Regions from separate parts of the Mus musculus genome. Here region 1 is linked to region 2. A link is a loop called in an ENCODE intact Hi-C map of the cell type or tissue named here. Cell type or tissue: left cerebral cortex. All regions are shown on one strand. Each heading gives the region's core, and the rest is flanking DNA. Links, peaks and the distances in the headings are about the cores only. Region 1 overlaps Dlgap1 (DLG associated protein 1). Region 2 overlaps Dlgap1 (DLG associated protein 1).

What was found. Hi-C counts contacts between places; a loop is a spot of excess contacts. Peaks named below come from ENCODE experiments on the same cell type or tissue, not always from the same donor. Only the 100,000 strongest peaks of a DNase experiment are listed, where the experiment ranks them.
Region 1: a loop joins it to region 2, with 2.5 times the contacts of the local background. A loop is called at or near these places in 3 of 42 quality-filtered maps.

What each region holds. Positions count from the first base shown.
Region 1 is chr17:70,488,667-70,494,050 of GRCm38, forward strand. The region is part of intron 1 of Dlgap1 (DLG associated protein 1); the gene reads left to right. Among named protein-coding and RNA genes, the nearest start is that of Dlgap1, 67 kb to the left of the region's middle. In left cerebral cortex, for the core only: CTCF peaks have their summits at 2,237 and 4,504 (motif pointing left); DNase peaks (open chromatin) are centred at 445, 1,084, 3,097 and 3,519; H3K27ac peaks cover 2,863 bases.
Region 2 is chr17:70,437,126-70,442,509 of GRCm38, forward strand. The region is part of intron 1 of Dlgap1 (DLG associated protein 1); the gene reads left to right. Among named protein-coding and RNA genes, the nearest start is that of Dlgap1, 15 kb to the left of the region's middle. In left cerebral cortex, for the core only: a CTCF peak has its summit at 2,507 (motif pointing right); DNase peaks (open chromatin) are centred at 367 and 1,524; H3K27ac peaks cover 830 bases.

The sequences.
Region 1 (5,384 bases), core at 75-5,074, 51 kb after region 2:
TTTCTTAATGCAATGGATGGGGCAGTGATTAAAAAAAAAAAAAAGCATGGAATGGGGGACAGGTCTCTGGACAGGGAGATTTCATCACAGTGCTCTTGGGAGGTAGACAGTGGTTACCAGGAAGCACTTTGGCAAATGGTCATGTTGGACAGCCTGGGAGTGGATAGCCATGCTCCATACACACCAGCAACATAAGGGTGCCTCCCCCTTGGTGCCATTTGGCTAACGACCACAAGAGCTTTGAGCAGAGCCAAGAAGACTGAGGCCAGGCTTCCTGTATTGTGTGGCTTTCTATCGTTCCCCTGCGGAAGCTGTCCTTATCTGAGGCCAGCAGACCCTTTGCTGTGGAAAACATTATCTCCTGAACACTGGCACAGATTGGGGTTGCACACACTGTCCTGCCCACTCTGACAGATGGCGGGGAGCCCAAACCCTCCATATGCTGCTCTGTTCTCTGGGAAGGCATGGGTTTGCAGGCTGATTTGGCACGTGCTGCTGTGACCGTGGGTGTCTCTGAAGCAGCCAGCATCACTGCCCTTGGGCTAGTTGGCACTAATCAGACAGGGTTGTAACTGAGCGAGCATATTCTGAGGTGGCCAGCCTAGGGAGCAAATCAAGTCCTTGGGTGTTGGAAGATAAGGCTATGTATAGTTGTCTTTGGAGATTTTCATTTGTTGACCTGATCAAGGGAGAGCACAATGAGCTATAGAGTATGCTTCTAAAGTGTTCCATTTTGCAAGTGGGTAATTTTCCATTTTCATTGACTTTTGGTATCCTCTGAGGTCTAAGATTTTCCTAGTGTGTATTCTTTCTAAAGGTAGTAAGTAGTTAACAGAGAGCTGCCAACAAAGAACACCTAGGAAGGCTCACCCTACCTCAGAGGATACCAAAAATCAATGAAAATGGAAAATTGCCCACTGTCTTGGACAACAGGCAAAATGGAACACTTTAGAAGCATACTCTGATGTAGCAGGGGAAGATGCTCCCCTGGTCTTATCTGTTAATCCTCTTTATAATCCTTGTTTTCCAGAAGCAAACATTTGCGTTTAGAATGCCACAGTGTCCAGGAGCTCCGGCACAGATCAACAACAGCACAGTGTGTGTCACCTACAGCGAGTTCCAATCTTGTTCTTTTCTGATCTCAATCACATTGCAAATGGAAATTCAGCCACACACCCCTTAAACACCAGTGTGGGAACTCCCATTTTATAAGACACCCACAACTTTAAGTCTCAGTAAAATCCAATTTGGAGAGTTTTGTTTCAAACGTCTTCTTGTACATAGTCTTCATTTCTGATCTTATAACGTTCAGCTTATAAGAAAACTATTACAATTCATTTTCTTAAAAAGCCACACTCTTGATAGCAAGAAAACTCATAACTAGGAGAAAATTAGTAAATCCTTGAACAGAGTGTTTCAAAGAGGGCATACAAATGGCCAGTGGTTATATAGGGGTAAACTGCTTTCAACATCCTTAACAATCATGGAAATAATGGAAATAGAATCCAAAACCACAATGAGGGGTCATGTCACACCCGTGAGAGTGGCTATTGTTTTTATTTTTATTAAAAGGTAAATGTGATGTTGTGTAGAAAGGGGCACCTTTGTACTTCATTGATAAGAATGTAAATTAATGTACCCATTGCAGGGAAAGGATCATCAAGTTTCCTCAAAAGAACTAACAATAGAACCCATTTACTCTCATTTCTGCATATATACCCAAATCAAATGAAATCAAGTGTGTTGAAGACCGACTACATTGCCAAATCCTTTGCAGCACACCAGAGCAGATGGAGAATCAAACCAATAGTCGATCAATGGATGAATGTGAAAGGAAACGTGGAAACACACATGCATGCACACACGTGTGTACACATGCATGCAAACATGCACAAATGCACACACACGCATACACACACACACACAGGGGCGTGCAATACATACCACCCACACATACACCATGTGCACATATGCATTCATGAATGCACAAGCATACATGTATGCTGGTGCCATTCAATCTTTTAAAAGAAGAAAATCATGGAATTTGCATGAATCAAACTGGACACTATGCTAAGTGTAAAGAGACCTTACATGAAACGTGTGGTATATAAGAGCATTGCACTCACAGAGAACCTTGAGATAAATAATGTTTGTCGGGGCCTAAGAAAGGAGGAATGGGAAGAAGTTAGTGGAAGGAGAGAGTGTTGCTGCAGATTGAATAAATATAGAAAGCCATCGTATGGCATAAAAACCGTTAACAATGTATTCATGAAAATTACTTAGCGCATACATGTCGCATACTATTACTAAAATAAATGATAAATAAATACGATTGCCTATGAGGGATAGAGAAAAGTCATGTTACCAAGTGGAAGGGCTTTTCTAAAAATTAACTTATTTTTATTCTATGTTTTGAGTGTTTTGGCAACATATATGTAGGTGCTCCCCAGGTATGCAGTACCATGGGAGGCAGAAGGAGGTGTCATGTCCTCTAGGCCTGCAATAACCTACAGTTGTGATCTACCATGTGGTTGCTGGGAACAGAACCCAGGTCCCCTACAAGAGCAGCAAATGCTCTTAACCATTGAGGCATCTCTCCAAACCCACTGGGAAGGGCTTTTAACTAAGGCAGAGTTAACTTAAGGGAGGGAGGCTCGTTTTGTATATACTTCTAGTTCTAGTCCATGCTGGTGGGGAGGGTGTTGTTGAGTAGAGCGTTTCGCCGCATGACATGACAAGGCCGGGGGTGGGGGGGTGTCTGGATCATGCTAGCACTTTCTCTTCTCTTTGAGACCCATTGGGCCCTAGCCTATGAGATGACTACACTAGAGTCAAGTGTCTTCCCCTCCCTTTAGTCCGATCTCTGGGAGCCTTGCGCAGATATTTCCAGAGCTGTACCTTACCAATCTTCAGGCTCTTCTCAGTCCAATCAAATTGGAAATTGAGACAAATCATCCCATTACAAGAGTAAACTGTGATCACTTCTGGTTCAAACCAGCTACGAGTTTCCCACTTGCCATTTATTTGAGTGCCACGCCTTTGGTTTCTTCTTAGAGGAAAAAAAAATTCATCCTTATTATAACGCTTTTAGGCAAGCAAGCCATATGGTTGGTGGAGGATTATGGAGAGAAAGTGGTTTCGGTCTCAGTGTGTTCATAAATAGAAGGCTGACTAGAGAGGTAAATTTAGTTTAAGGAGCAACACTAATGAGGGTTTGAACCATAAGATATTTTTCTTCTTTCAGTTAAGGTTTGACCTATTTTAGAGTTTTGGTCTAAGTCCAAAAGTGTGTATATTTCTTCCTTTCCAGCCATAGAAAGAGCAATTGTTTTCTCTATTTTTAAATCAGGATAGGGAGAACAAAAGGTAAATTTATGCCTCCTAAGGAAAACCCAGACACTTTTAAAGACCGTTCTGAGTCCTAAATAGAAGCCGTATTTAATAGAAATATTAATCACTTACCTGCAAGCTCCATAACAACTTCCTGCCGAGAATTCCAGGCTGCTTCCTGTTCATGAGTCCTCCCAGAACCCCACAAGGCACTGAAGACTATGGAGCCATAGCTACAGCAAACCCTGAGGGTGCTGAGTTTTGTGGTGTGGATCCCTTTTTATCTGCAGAAACCTCTCTACAAACAAAAAGTTACTTGGATGTGAGCTTGGCAAAGCCTGACTGTAATCCCAATAATAGGGAAGTTGAAACAGAAGGATGGGTGAGTTCAAGGGCAGTCTGGCTATATAGAGAGACCATAGCTTAAAAAAAAACACAACAATAACAACAACAAAAACACTTAAAGGGTGAGGGTATATTTCAGTGATAGAGCACTTGTCCAGCATATACAAGACCTTGGGTTGGATCCTTAGCATTGCAAATTATTCATATATGTGAGAGAGAAGAAGAGGAGGAGGGAGAACTTGTTTGCATAATTAAGCAAGTTCTGTGTTAAGAGAGCTCTCATTTGGCATCTCCAGCCCTTTGAACTTAGCAAAGAGTCTTTACAAACCTGAAGTCTAGCCTTGTCTCAGTATAGTTTAAAAGCCCATAAACACACAGGAAGGAGCAGGAAAGAAACTCAGCTTGTCCACGCTCACCTGCCCAGCCTTGGAATTGACACCTCAATGAGCTGAGATGCTCACAGGCATCTGGAGTGAATTAAAGTTGCCCCACCTAAAATGATAAGACATATTAGGTAACAGCGGTAGAGTTGTTGGGAATACAAGAAAGTATATTTTGGTTTATTAAAGCTCAGATAGTCATGCAAACTGGATAGCTACATAACAATCCTTTCAAAGTATAAACAGGCCTAAGAAGAATAAATGTCCAACGGTTAATTGTACATTTAAAACTCATATAACCAGGCTGGAGAGGTGGCTCAGTGGTTAAGAGCACTGGCTGCTCTTCCAGAGGTCCTGAGTTCAATTCCCAACAACCACATGGTGGCTCACAACCATCTGTAATGAGATCTGATGCCCTCTTCTGGTGTGTCTGAAGACAGCTACAGTGTACTCATATAAATAAAATAAGAAAAATAAAACATCATATATCCATGGTCTTAAAACTAGCATGTCATCCTGAAAGACCTAATGGTGTCCAGTTCAGTAGGTCTGGGTCGGAAAACGCACATTCAAACAGCGTCCTGAGTGATGATGATAGTGTGGGCTTGTGAAGACGTAGTAGATGTTAAGTGAACTTTCACCCCCAGCTCATGCTGAACCTGCTGGCATCATCAGTTCACCTCTTTGGCAAGCAGACTGCAGTTGAAGAGAGGGAAGTTCAGTGGTTCGGTAAAAAGAACAGGGCCTCATTTATTTTAGTTCCTACGAAGTGGTTCACAGAAGAGCTATCAAACGACTCATTAAGAGATAAACTTGGACTCCGTTTCTATGAAATTGGAAATGTATGGCATTTGCTTTCTGGGTTACTCAGATAAACAAGCATACCATGTGTTGCCTCACAGTGAGCCAGTCTACCTACCAAGCTGGGGGAAAGGTGGTGCAGAACTTGTGGGACTGGCCAAATGATGACTGGTCCAACTTGAGGCCCATGCCATGACAGGGAGCCCACACCTGGCACTACCTGGAAGGTTAGGGGGAAAAAATGAGCTAATGCCGCTTCGAAGTTCTGAATAGTCTGCCCATCTGCTGGCATGTGTTGTGGAATATGCATCTCTGTAGAGAGGTAGCCTGCTGTTAGTAAGGATCCTTCTTCTGCTTCTTTATGTGCCTGCTAAACCTCATCTCTTTCACCAACCCCTCTGAGAAAGGGGGGTTATTTTGTATAATGTATGCAGAACCAACTCATTCAACCAATATTTATTGAGTGCTGCTGATGAGCTGAACACTCTGCCAGTATGAACCAAATGTCCATACGAGTTAGACTTCATC
Region 2 (5,384 bases), core at 191-5,190:
AAGCACTTAAACAATGCCTAGCTTGGAGTAGGGTCAATAGAATGTATTTGATATTGTCCTATACATTCCTTTTTTTATGATTATGGTTATAATTGGGCTTTATGCTTTTAGAATAAAGTGAAAGATTAGCACTCATTTAAGTCTGTATTTTTCCAATTTTTTTTGTTGTTGTTGTTTTTTTTTCAGCAGAGAAACCTATTTCCAAAACTGTTCCTATAAAAACACAGTGTGGGCTTGAAGGAGTAGGCAGATGCTAAGCTAAAGCTCGGCTGGTAGGGGTCCGGGTTTCTACTTAACAGCAATCTTCTGTAGAGAACACTCTGGCAGCCAGACTGGAAGCCAAGCTGTTGTTTTTCACAGACAAGGAACAGTAACGTCCTAGGTGCTCTTGTTGTCAGAGCTAACACTCTCAGACAGCTGTGAGATAACTGATACAGTTATTGTAACAACAACAACACAGTAGCCAATAACTAGTCAGTATGAGAGCACAAACGAGGCCGGCCTGGCCCAGGTGAGCCATCCTGGGTCTGGAGGGAATCGTCTAAGTGTTAATTCACAGTGTCTGTTGATGGGAACTGGGTCCTGTGGTGAGGGAGCTGGGAGCACAATGGTTAGAACAGTAGGTAAACGCCATTGGGAACGAACCTTGTCCTAACAGGCGATGAATTCAACAAGGTACAATCTTATGGATATGTAGCACTGGCCTGCAGACCTCCCGCACTAACCTTTCTGTGGCTTCTGCTGGCTCTGCCTTCAAAAAAGAAATAAGTAAATAAAGATTTCAGAGTGAGCTAGTGCGTTTTTTCTTGTTCATCAAAGTCCTGAAAATTCCTCTCTCGAAATAGAGGAATCTTTGGGGAAAGGTCCTTGGCTGCTTTGTTCTTGACAGGATAGTGGGTTGTGAGGAAGTCCATGATATTGATATGAATTATGGTCTTGGTTGATCTTTGACCAGTTTATGTTATTTTATAGATTTAGTCAAGTATTTGTCTTCACTAGCAAACCTAAGCCCTTGGTCCCCTGTTATGTAAATAAGTTTTGTGTGAGATCTGGTAGTAGAGAATACTCATGTTCTCTTCTGGTTACTAAACATGATATTAAAGTGTACTGTATTAATGTATCTAATTGAACATCATTTGAAAGGAAAAGTCTGTATTCAAAAGAGCCATGGTCTTGTCTTGAAGACTAATATCAAAAGCTGAGTCTGTGACACATTAAAGAGGCTGACACTAGAGGACTGGAAGGTTGGGGCTGCAAAGAAAGGCTCTGTTTCAAAGGAAACAAAAAAAATTGAAATGAAAATAACAATATAATGACCACACAAAAGTAAATCCAAGAGATTTCTTATTCATATATGAAGATCACAATTAATGACAACATACTGTGCGCTCGAAATCTGGGAAGAAAATAGGTGTTAAATGTGAGATGCGCCTACACTAGCTAGCTTCATTTAGCCAACCCATAATACCTAACATATTCCAAAATAGAGAATACGCCATAAATATGTGCACTTTTTGCTTGCCAATTAAAAATAAGCAATTTTTAAAGAAGTGAGAAAGTAGATAAAATTAAGCACTTGACATATAATCTGGACCAAGAGCAAGCACTAAGAGGGAAAACTTGCTGCACTTGTGTTTCTCAGAGAAGAGTAAGAAAGGTACACTTGGCAGCACACACATGCCATTCAAAGCACATGGTTCTTCCAGAAGTGAAAGGGGGACCCTTCGCCTGCACACAGGAGACCCCACACTGCACATAAGCATCCACAGAGAGCACTGTGATGCCCATAAGCACTCCCACACCTTGTTCCCTGGGCTAGCTCCCAACCTGCTATTGTACATTTGTCAGAGCCCTTCCCCACTGCCTGGTTTCCCCTTTCACAGGTAGGCTGTTGACCTCAGGTCCTGACACCTCCAGCAACCTGAACTTGTCTGAGTCTGTGCATGTCACCTCTCGATAGCCGGTGTCCTCTGTACCCAGCTCCCTCTCTCCCTGCTCCACACTCTGACTCGGTGCAGCCGTGCCATGCCAGCAGCCATGCCATTCTCACATGTTTGCATACTTTCCAGACAAGCCTCCTTCTAAACGTTCACTGATGCGGCTTCTCCAGAGTCTAGCCTTCTCTCTACTTCCTTGTCCCTTACGCTCTGTGCCATGTACTTCAGTGAACAAGCAGGAGACAAACTGTATTTGCAGCATGACGCCATAAGGGAGCCAGGAGAGTGACAGCTTCACGCATTTCAGTACAAAAACAAGTTTTAGAAGAAGAAACCACAAAGCAATCACCATGTCAATTGTGAAACAGAGGTACTACTTTAATGTAGCTTAAAGTACATACAGTGTTAGCAGAAAGTTATCAACATACTCAAAGACCGTGTTCAGTTTTAAAATTTTTTGAAAGCAAAAAAGTAGAGCTACCAAAGGACACAAAGTGAGTGATGACAAAATTCATCTTGTGTTGGAATTATTTTTTAAGATTTTTTTATTATTTTATTTATGTGAGTATATTGTAGCTCTCTTCATACACACCAGAAGAGGGCATCGGATTCCATTACAGATGGTTGTGAGCCACCATATGGTGGCTGGGAATTAAACTCAAGACTTATGGAAGAGCAGCCAGTGTACTTAACCGCTGAGCTATCTCACCAACCCCTGCCCCCCATTTTGGAACTTTAAAGCCTGGGGGGGAATTTTCTTGGATGTTATATCTGTATCTTGCCCTGGCCTTTTTCTATATTTGCTTCCCCCTGTTTCTTGTCCACCACATGGTAAAAAGCCTCTACCATATGTTCCTGCCAATGTGATGTGCTTTGCCCAAGGACATAGTTCTTAGCAACCATTGACTGGGCTTTCTGAAACCATGAGCCATAACAACCCTTTTTCTTCTTTTGAAGGTGTCCTGTCAGGTTCTCTGTCACAGCATAAGAGCTAACTAAGAGAGACATCAAGAGAATGCCTTCTGCAGCTTGAGTTATGGAGAAAGCACCACCTTGTGTGGTATGAAGGTCAGGGAGGCCTTCCCTCAAACCTTATCCTGACCAGTAGTAGCTTCTTTACTGTTGCTGTCATAAAACACCATGACCAAAGGCAACTGGTGGAAGCAAGAGTTCATTCTGACTTAGGTCCAGAGGGAGAAGAAGTCATCATGGCGGGGAGGCATGGCAACAAGCCACGGGGTTGGTGGTGGGAGCCTGCAGCTGAGAAGTCACTCTCAAGTGTATAAGTGAAACAGGGAGTGTGAACAGGAAGTGTAAGAAGACTGTGCACACCCAAAGCCCAGGCTCAGAGACATACTTCCACCGGTAAAGCTCCACCTCCCAGAGACTACAGCCTCTACACCTTCTCCAAATAGCATCACCTACTGGGGACCAAGTACTAACCAGTGTAAAACATTATTAAACTGTTACATGCTCTGAAGGTACTCACCAGCCCCTCAGGAAAGCTAAGTCCTTGTCACAGCTAAGCGCTTTGCCGTATAGTGGCACTGGAGACTTGTTCCTTAAAAACAAATTAGAACTCTCTAGTAGAGGCTGTGCATATAGACACTTACTAAGCAGCTTCTCTGACAGGTCTTTACATTGTAGCATACATCCCAAGCACTGTTGTAAGTGTGGTGTGCGCCAGAGCCAAAGTCAGTATGGTTTCATTTAATTGCCAAATAACTAAGGAGACAGAATACAGAATAAGTCAACAAGAGAACTAGAGAGAAAGAAGGCATATATATAAACTGATGCATACAGTACAGCTATATACCAGCTTATTTGCAAACTGGTCACTGATCTATTTTTACTATGCACATGGAGGTGTCGCATACACAGCATGCCAAATATGTCATAGCATGTGTGCGCTCACACAAAAATTAACAAGGTGGGGTATAGTGTTTTTAAAGAGACCTTTATAAATACAAATATATATCCCTGGAAGCAGAAAACCTGTACATTGCAGGACTTTCTTATTAGTTGGACATTGTAAAATGATCCAAGCTGTTTTGTTACAGGAAGCCCATCAGAGATAACCACTCAGGCTCAGTTTATACCAAATTGAAAATCTTTATTCCACTGGCTGGGATTATATTCAGGAATTGAGATGTAAGTGTGTAGTGCCATGCATTAAGACCAGTGACATTTTAAAGGTAAAACTTCAGGCTGGTATCTCCTGGGCAGTTGAGGGTGAGGTCTGCACAAGCAAGCAGTAGAACAGAATCAAGGAGAAGTTAGCCAGAGCACCGTGGCCTCAGGTCCTAGAATAGAGCAGGGTAGTTTTCCATGGGAGTCTCCATCAAGGGCAAATTCTAGTTAAACCTGAAATGGCCCCAGCAAGAACACAAGATAGAGGAGCCTCTGCACTGTCCTGCCCAGTCTGAGTTTGTGGTCTTCTGAGAAGCTGGGGGAAGGAGCTTTGCCTAGTCACCTCACAGAGGTCAATCATGTAGAACTCTGTGACTCTTTAAAAGCCTAGGTCTAATTTTATTTTTGCAGCCCCTCAAAACCCATGACTTCCAATCTCAGAGACTCTGGATTTTTATGATGTCTGTTGATAGAGAATTTCACAGACCAATTAATGATGAAAACCTCCCATAAGGATTTGCCAGATTCAATTTTTATTGCTCTTTCAAAGAGAAAGGTTTCTTAAACTTGCAACCCCGAGGTGCTTCCAAACAATCAGCCAGGGATTTTCTGTGAGTGTTCCAATAACACCTTACCTCATCCTCAATGGGACTCGCTGTGCTGAAGACTGGGGCTTAAAGACAAGCTTGTGAGAACCTTCTCAAAATGCAATCTGTACGTACTTACGGCGGATCAGATAGCAACTGCTATAAAAACCATTCAGAGGAAAGAAAAGAAGTCAATAAGCAAAATATTAAATTCATATATTTATATAATGTTCATTTTCCAGTAGGTGGGATGTGACGTATTGCTTACTGTCAGGAGGAGTTCAAAAGACCTGTTATGTGGTAATTTAATGCAAAGCATTTCTTGGGAGACTAAGGTGGAATTTCTATGAGGTCAGGCTGGGCTACACACAGAGTGAGATTCTCTCTTTAGAAAAGATGAGGTCTTGAGTTTCAGTTCAAAATTGAAGGAAAAAAATTTCACTTGCATGTTTTAGTATTAGTAGTCACAAGATATGGTGAATGTGGTCTGATTATCAGATAATAAGTCTTAGACCTGAGTAAGTGATCAGTAACTGGAAATTGGAAGGAAAATAAACTCCTTTTTCACCATAGTAACAGGAGACGATGTTGTGGTCCTTTGTTTGCTTTGTTTTCCAGATTTTCTACATGTAGACCTCTCTGTTTGTCTAACCCTGCTCCCCTCATCAGCTATCTGTCCCCCCTTATGTAAGCTATAACAAAAACCGTCATTCTAAGAGAGCCCTGGACA